Regions from separate parts of the Homo sapiens genome. Here region 2 is linked to region 1. Evidence: read pairs that join two places in POLR2A ChIA-PET (ENCODE). Cell type or tissue: OCI-LY7. All regions are shown on one strand. Each heading gives the region's core, and the rest is flanking DNA. Links, peaks and the distances in the headings are about the cores only.

Region 1 (4,399 bases), core at 100-4,099:
CAAGTTGGTTACAAGCTCCTTGAGAGCACAGATCTTTTTTTTTGAGACAGAGTTTTGCTCTGTCACCCAGGCTGGAGTGCAGTGGCGCGATCTCGGCTCACTGCAACCTCCGCCTCCCAGGTTCAAGCAATTCTCTGCCTCAGCCTCCCACGTAGCTGGGATTACAGGTGCCCACCACCACGCCCAGCTACTTTTTTGTATTTTTAGTAGAGACAGGGTTTCACCCTCTTGGCCAGGCTGGTCTTGAACTCCTGACCTCATGATCCACCTGCCTCGGCCTCCCAAAGTGCTGGGATTACAGGCATGAGCCACCGCGCCTGGCTGAGAGCACAGATCTTATCTGAATACGTACTGCATCACCAGTACCTAGCACAATGACTGACAGAAAGTAAACACAAGTAATTGGTTAATTAGTTAATTGACAAATTATCAACAGATAACCCTTCACATGCCTGTGCAGCTTCCACCGGGTGGATGTACACCAGCGTGTGCTCTGGACCATCCACTGATGTGTAGGAGGCACCATCTGCCGTGTACACCACCTGCTGTGGGGGGCGAACCTGGTCATCGGTATAGACAATCTGAGCCACTGTTCCTGTGTCCGGAACAAAGTGCACCTGGCATAAACAGGAGACAAAGAACAAAATCAGTATCAGGAAGGTAAGTGATCAACAAGCACACCTGGGTTTCTAAAAGATCCCCAATGACAGGAGAATGGGGATGGATACACCTTTGTCTACACCGAGGTGGTGACTAGGGGAGGATGCAAGGACCTTGTCATTGATTTACTGCTAAATGTTAGGCAACCGACTTAAATTCCCCTTTGCCTCAAATGGCCAATGCAGATAACTCTTTTGGGGAGTAATAAGGGCGTGGTTAATTGATCCTGGAAACGACACTGAAGATTCCTGCCTGACAACACTATCAGAATAAAACATACAAATTACTCTGTGGTGTGAAAAAATACGTCAAGACTCAAAAGCCAATTGCTGTCAACACATCATAAGAATTCTATTTTATAACTAATAGTGTCTTTCAGCAGACACATTAAAATAAGGTCACTTTTGGCTAGGCGTGGTGGTTCACACCTGTAATCCCAGCACTTTGGGAGGCCGAGGCAGGTGGATTACCTGAGGTCAGGAGTTCAGGACCAGCCTGGCCAACATGGTGAAACCCTGTCTCTACTAAAAAAATACAAAAATTAGCTGGGCATGGTGGGGGGCGCCTGTAATCCCAGCTACTCAGGAGGCTGAGACAGGAGAATTGCTTGAACCTGGGAGGCAGAGGTTGCAGTGAGCCGAGATCGCACCGTTGCACTCCAGCCTGGGTGAGAAGAGTGAAACTCCATCTCAAAAATAAAATAAAATAAAATCAGGTCACTTTCTTTCCTGCAAGTTGTTTCATACACAAAGGACATACTGGAGGCATATCAGTAAATGCTTGCTGAATCAATGAATGGAATAGAACTCTTCCTTGCCGGGTAGGTGAAGACACAGAAAATTCTAATAAAGTACTTTTAGGGGGTTCTGGACAACTATTTCAGCTGTCACCAGGGTAAATAATTTTCTCCCAAGACCTAAAGAACTAAAGCAGAAATGAAGTTTTGTAAAACACTTTCTGAGTGGTCAGCTTTGGAGGATTGAATTCTTGAAGGCCTGAGCTTGGCACATGGCCTGATGCCTGATATTGAAGGTCTGGAAGCAGATGGCCCAAGAACACATTTGGGAGAGAAATAATGTATGTGTTGCTATCGAAGTCACGCACTCTTAGGGTGGAATCCTTGCTCTTATACTGCCTTGGCTTTGGACCTAACTTTTTAATGTCAGTTTTCTCTAGTGAAGGATAGTAGATCCCCAAGATAATATAAACTAATTTAATCCCCAGAAGGAAACCTAAGAGACAAAATGTAATCAAACACCACAGAAATACAACAAACTTCCACCTCTACACGAAATGATTAGTCTGGCTTCTACATAAATTTGATTTGTCTGGAAGATAAAGTTTGTCTATTGGAAAAATTAGGCTCATATTTAAGCAGGCTTAATTGCTATAAGACAATTTTGTGACTTTCGATTTGTTCATTAACATCAAAGCCTTGAACTAGTTTCAGTGCTTAAGAAGGGAAAACATGTTTCCTCCAGACAAGCTATCCAAGCTTTTCTGCTTGGTCTTCATCATTCATTAAATCAGAATTCCCAGCTGGCGGAAGAACCAGTTGGGAGGAAGGAGTGCCACAGGGACCCTGACCTTGGCTATCTACTATCTGGTTACCCACAGACAGGGCCCTGGTCATGCAGTGTCACAACCAGATTTTCTTTTGTTTTGCTTTTTAATGAACTACAATTTTATTTATAAATAAGATATACCAAAATACATAGCTGCATGGAAATGACCTCAAAATGATTTCCAGGAGAAACAAAACAGAATTCTCATATACTCTGCTGAAACATCAGTGGAACTTTTTTAAGTAATCAGACTAAGACTTTATTTATTTTTATTTTTAGTGACAGGGTCTCATTCTGTCACCCAGGCTAGAGTGTAGTGGTGCAGTCATGGTTCACTGCAGCCTCCACCTCCTAGAGACATGACCGCACCACTATAGGCATGCACCACCATGTCCGGCTAATTTTTCTTTTTTTTTTTTTTTGGTAGAGTCAGGGCCTCACTTTGTTGCCCAGGCTGGTCCTAAACTCCTGGACTGAATCGAGCCTCCTGCCTTGCCCTCCCAAACTGCTGGGAATGGCATGAACCACCATATTTGGTCCATACTGAGACTTTTTAATCATACCAGATAACCAATTTTATTTATTGTATATTTATTATATTGCTTAAATTAAATAGAATCTGCATACTTAAATGTTTCAATGTAACTTCTTGATTTTGATACTGGTACTATGGTTATGTAATTTAATGAAACATTACACGTGTATGTTTACTACAATGTTTAAAAATTAAGTTTTATACTTTGGTCACACATAAAACATGGCTCCATATGACTGCTAATCATCCCAAATTCAATTCCATACCAAAAATGCAGAGATTTGCCTTCGCTAAGAACAGCCAAAATAACATGTGGTTGGTTCTAGCAGCAATCTGAAAGGCAAAGGTCATCGATGACAGCAGCATTTGGTCAAGTGACTAACCTCTAAAGTGGCTGACTCATAATGGAACAACTTTGACTTAGAGGTTTACATTCTGAATTTAAAAAGAAAAGAAAAGGCCACTCACTTTATAGACATACCTGTACTCATTACACACAAAGGACCAAACTACTATGGATAACGTAAAAGAAACAAACTATAGTTTGAGGTTTTCAGCAGCAATAACATAAATAAAGCGGGGTAGTAAAACAGATTATGACAGTAAATTGCAGACAAGGCGGAGAAGCCTATAGCTGGTGGTCTAGCTCTCCTAACTCACGGTGAGCCACATCGATGGAGCATTCAAGGGGCCAAAACAGTCCCTATTCCTTGTGTACGAGTTCTTCATGTCGGCTCCTAACGACTAGTCACTACTAGATAGCAGCTGTATTTCTTTGCTGTCAGCAAACTGAGTCCAGCTGAAAACCTCTCAATACCAAGCTGGAAAAGACCAGTCTTCACCTGTGCGGCATTCTGTTCATGCTCTGCAGATGTCGGCCACACATGCGAGCTTTCATCTTTGGAATCCATCTTCTCCCAACTGGACAGCTCCACGTCTGGCACACCTAGAGCAGCACAGGGTACAGGACAGTCATCTGTCTACCACACGTGTGTTCATGAAGGACGGAAAGGTCTGTCTGCAGCATGCCTGAGAAAACACAGAAAAGGAACCAAGACTTTCAGTAGATAAATACATTTTAATATATTATAATTTCAACCACAAATAATAAAAGAAAGCTTTGTCAAAAAGCAACACGCCTGGGCAAAAAAATGTAAAAATGAAGACATTATTTGTAATAATAGTATAGGCCAGGTACAGTGACTCACACCTGTAATCGCAGCTCTTTGGGGTTTTTTTGGGGGGGTGAGGGGAGTTGTTTTTGTTTTTGAGATGGAGTCTCGCTCTGTTGCCCAGGCTGGAGTGCAGTGGCACAATCTAGGCTCACTGCAACCTCCGCCTCCTAGGTTTAAGCGATTCTCCTGCCTCAGCCTCCTGAGTAGCTGGGACTACGGGCACGAGCAACCATGCCCAGCTAATTTTTTATATTTTTAGTAGAGATGTGTTTTCACCATGTTGGCCAGGCTGGTCTCAAACTCCTGAGCTCAAGTGATCCACCTGCCTTGGTCTCCCAAAGCGCTGGGATTACAGGCATGAGCCACCACACCCGGCCAATCCCAGCTCTTTGGGAGGCCAAGATGGAAGGATCACCTGAGGCCAGGAGTTTGAGACCAGCCTGGTTAACACGGTGAGACCCCAT
Region 2 (4,399 bases), core at 250-4,249, 90 kb after region 1:
GAGGCAGTGAATCGGGGTACAAAATCTCCCACCTGCAATGGGTTGGAAAAAAGATAGGAAAACATTCTAAATTCACATTAAAGATTGCTCCTGGGGAGAAAGTGCAATGGCACTGGGGAAGGGTACACAAGGGGCTTCAGCTATAGCTATAGTGTTTTATTTCTTTCTTCAAAAAAGGAAATGTGTAAAACAAATATAACAAACTGTGAACAACTAACTGTTCCATCTTGATGGTAGGCACGTGTTTACTGTATTATTTTCTGTGCTTTTCCCTATTGAAAAAATGTGTTCTTAAGAAATGTTTTAGGGCCATTTGCAGTGGCCCATAATCCCAGGGCTTTGGGAGGCCAAGGTGGGAGGATCACTTGAGGCCAGGAGTTCAAGTCTAGTCTGGGCAACATAGTGAGACACTTGACCCTTGTCTCTACAAAAAAAAAAAAAACAAAAACACCTTTAACCAGACATCCTAGCTGTTCAGGAAGCTGAGGCAGGAGTATCACTTGAGCCCAGGAGTTCAACATTACAGTGAGTCGTGATCAAACCACTGCACTCCAGCTTGGGTAACAGAGCAAGACCTTGTCTAAAAAAAAAAAAAAAAAAAAGTTTCAGCTCAATGCTAAAAATCTGGAGAAAACAAAATGATAAAGGCAATAATAACAATAACCTAACTAAAATAATAGAAATAACAACTATAAACATTTTTGATGTACATACCTCTCATCTTTTGTGTTTATTTATACATACAAGTGCAGTTTTAAAACAATTGAAGCCTGGGTGCAGTGGCTCACACCTGTAATCCCAACACTTTGGGAGGCCGAGACTGGTAAATCTTTTGAGGTCAGGAGTTCGAGACTAGCCTGACCAACAGGGTGAAACCCCCACTCTACTAAAAATACAAAAAAATTAGTCAGGTTTTGTGGCACATGCTTGTAGTCCCAGCTACTCAGGAGGCTGAGACAGGAGAATCGCTTGAACCCAGGAGGCAGAGGTTGCAGTGAGCTGAGATCATGCCACTGCACTCCAGCCTGCACGACAGAGCAAGACTCTGTCAAAACAAAACAAAACAAAACAAAACAAAACAAAACACACACACACACACACACACACAATTGGATAACTGTATTTTGTGATACTTAAGTCACCTGCTGGCAGCTGGGATAGATTGCCAGTGGCCTAGGTGTCAAACAGCAGGTTGATATAAATAAAACCATTCATACCCCTTTTATTATGGAAGCTCCTGGTTTATAAACTTGCTCTTTACAAAAGATCTGCTGTGTAGGGTGTAAATATTTAATTTAATCCACATCCACTTAGGCCTGCCTGGTGTTTGTTTTTCATTTATATTTCACTGTACTACAGAATGTCAAATTCATCTGCCAATTCTCTCCATTCAGTTAAGGGAGAAAAAAAGCAAAATTGTTTGTTGGTCTAGTATAGATATCAAATGTTGAGATGATCAACTACATTTTTCTTTTTTATCTACTTGGTTTAGAATTGTATACATGTCGTCCTTCCACCTTAATAATAGATTAGGGTATTTTTTTTCTCTCCACCCTTTCACTTTTCAGCCACCTCCTTCTTTTACTTTGGGTTCAAGCTCAAGAGTTGGTTAAAGTGAAAGTTGCAGTACTCCACCAGTAAAGAAATTGGGGCTTGGCATCCAGTATCTAGACAAGTCACCTGAAAGTCTAGAACTGCACTGCCCAATACAGTATCCACTAGTTGCATGTAGCTATTTAAGTTAAAATTCATTACAATTAAATAAAATTTAAAATTCACTTCTTTGGCCAAGCACAGTGGCTCATGCCGTAATCCCAGCACTTTGTGAGGCCAAAGTGGGAGGACTGCTTGCGCTCAGGAGTTGGAGACCAGTCTGGGTAACATGTTGAGACCACGCCCCTACAAAAATTAAAAAAGAAAAAAAAAATTTACTTTCTCAGTCACACAAGGCACAAGCAAGTGCTCAATAGTCCCATGTGACTAGTGGCTACTGTTTTGGTGCACAGATATGGAATATGTCTCCACCTTGGAAATCACGATCGGTAGTTCTGGTCTGTAATTACGTGGCAGCAGCTACAGTTATAGCTTTCCAAATTTCCCACCTGCCTCCCAGTTTTGAAAAAACTCTTGGCCGGGCACAGTGGCTCACGCCTGTAATCCCAGCACTTTGGGAGGCTGAGGTGGGCAGATCACCTGAGGTCAGGAGTTTGAGACCAGCCTGGCTAACACGGTGAAACCCTATCTCTACTAAAAATACAAAATTAGCTGGACATGGTGGCACATGCCTGTAATCCCAGCTACTTGGGAGGCTGAGGCAGGAGAATCGCTTGAACCCAGGAGGCGGAGGTTGCAGTGAGCTAGGGTCGCACCATTGCACTCCAGCCTGGGCCATAAGAGTGAAACTGTCACACACAAAAAAAAGAGGAGAGGGGAGGGGACGGGAGGGGAGGGGAGGGGAGGGGAGGGGAGGGGAGGGGAGGGGAGAGGAGAGGAGAGGAGAGGAGAGGAGAGGAGAGGAGGGGAGAGGCAAAACCCTTAGTGGCGCAACTCTGGATGAGGAAACTGGGTAATACATGAGTGTTGAAGACAGAGCTTTTCAGAGGCCTCTCTGCTTTTCCCTGGAGACTGTTCTTTCTGGTCAGCCACCCAAGCTGTCCTGGCCTACACCTCTGAGCTGTTATAAAATCTTTTACTTATTTTTCCATGACCCACCCAAATGAGAATGTTGTAACATCTTCAGATAAAGCCCTCACCATGAGACAGAAGTAGATCCACCCATCTAAGCTTCCTTTTATGTTTATTTGTGAAAGAGTTTAGAGGTTTGAGGCAAATGTCATAGAGAATGCAGTTTCATTCTTAAACTTCTAGTTACTGGATCTATGTGTTTCCTTCTTGGAAAGAAAATTAATGGTCAAGTAATAGATGTAGAGTATAGAGAGCAGGAAATTAGCCAATAGGCATTAAGTGACTACCTAAGGCCAGTGAGTGGTCCAGTTCAGAACGACTCCTACTTTTGTAGAGGACATGCTCTACTGAAAGACACAGCAAGGAGCTATATTGACACTTGCTAATCTTTGAATCAAGGAAAAGCAATTAGCAAATGAAATTTCTGGTGATATGTCTTTTTAAAACCCATGAGACTTCTCTTACAATTCTCCCCATGGTTTCTGTGATCTCACCTAGTGTACCATTATCGAATTTTTCATTAGTTTCATTCTCCCTCTAGATTTTTCCATTTGGCTTTTACTGAGGTGGGCTTTGTGGGTATTCTAGAATGACTCAGTACACCATTTAAACTTTAAATCACCACATTTTATTAGAACATCTATAAAGTATTTATTATTTCAATTAATAAAACTATGTCCTTTGGAATAATTGCCTTGGGTCATAAGTACAAAGTTAAAAACACTGAGCAAGTTATGTAAAACTATAAAAGCCTTTGGCAGATGATAAATGTGTGCTTTAGGCATTAAGCCATTTTAAATAATTATAAAGCAGCTTTCACAAAATAATCTCTTATGGAGAGGGCAGCTGAAGAATGATAGATGTTGGCCAAAACTCTCAAAGAAGCCACACTAGGGGCTTCCCCAGAATTGGAGTGAGGAGAAAGTTATGTAAACAAGAGTTGCCATGAAGAGGCCTCTGCTGTTTCTGTTCCCTCTTCCATTGGTGGAACTGGGAAACTGTAAGGAGACGTGCCCTGCCAGATCTCAGATGACTGCAGCGCTGCAGAGGGAGCAGGCAGTCACTAGGGTAACCAAATCTCAAACCATTGAAGTCTTTGGTAGACATGGTCAATACTTGAAATTCTCCTTAGAAGCAAAGAGGCAGCTTATTCGGGCCCCCTAAGACAACTTTAATCTTATACTTTCAGAGTTTCAGAGGTAAAGGATATAAATCTGTTTCATTTTAATTTAATTTTATGTCTTCTCCTGAATGCCAGGCAAATATTAGCATGGCGTGCTGTCATCATGAGCTTCTCTTAACTCACTAGGGGCTAATCATCATTCCCAGCTCCTCATCTTTGCCTCTTTGTAGTAGCAATAATGAGCTTGCAAGGGGATCTGGGAAGCCTCTTTGATTTAAGTTAGCCATGCAGAGTTACTAGTTACAATAGTATCAGTTGTTGAACATATTATTTAGGGTCAGACTGCCTGTATCATAGTCACATGCTTGTGAAAAAGCATATTCCTGGACTCCACTGATGACCCAGTGAGTCAGGATCTAGGATCTTTGGAAACAGGTGCCAGGAATCTGCATTTTAATAAGCTTTCCTTGTGATTCTTATATACATTAACATTTAAGATGGAATGGATGGAAGAGAAAAAAGAATTTTTTTCTATGCCTTTTGCTATGAAGAAACAAGATGAGTCAGAAATTCAGCTAAACCCCTGGGCCA

Evidence for each region. ChIA-PET counts read pairs that join two places held together with the same protein. Peaks named below come from ENCODE experiments on the same cell type or tissue, not always from the same donor. Only the 100,000 strongest peaks of a DNase experiment are listed, where the experiment ranks them.
Region 2: POLR2A ChIA-PET joins it to region 1 with 6 read pairs; 2 of 35 experiments call an interaction of 5 or more read pairs at or near these places.

Annotation. Positions count from the first base shown.
Region 1 is chr11:129,957,294-129,961,692 of GRCh38, forward strand. PRDM10 (PR/SET domain 10) reads right to left here. Exons shown (of 21, transcript NM_199437.2): 2 at 3,603-3,789; 3 at 453-617. The coding sequence starts at 3,671. Among named protein-coding and RNA genes, the nearest start is that of PRDM10-DT, 43 kb to the right of the region's middle. In OCI-LY7, for the core only: no CTCF peak of the experiment used is centred there; DNase peaks (open chromatin) are centred at 558, 2,588, 3,140 and 3,648; H3K4me3 peaks cover 928 bases; H3K27ac peaks cover 3,642 bases.
Region 2 is chr11:130,046,822-130,051,220 of GRCh38, forward strand. No RefSeq gene overlaps it. Among named protein-coding and RNA genes, the nearest start is that of APLP2, 21 kb to the right of the region's middle. RefSeq lists a silencer at 2,599-2,799. In OCI-LY7, for the core only: no CTCF peak of the experiment used is centred there; no DNase peak of the experiment used is centred there.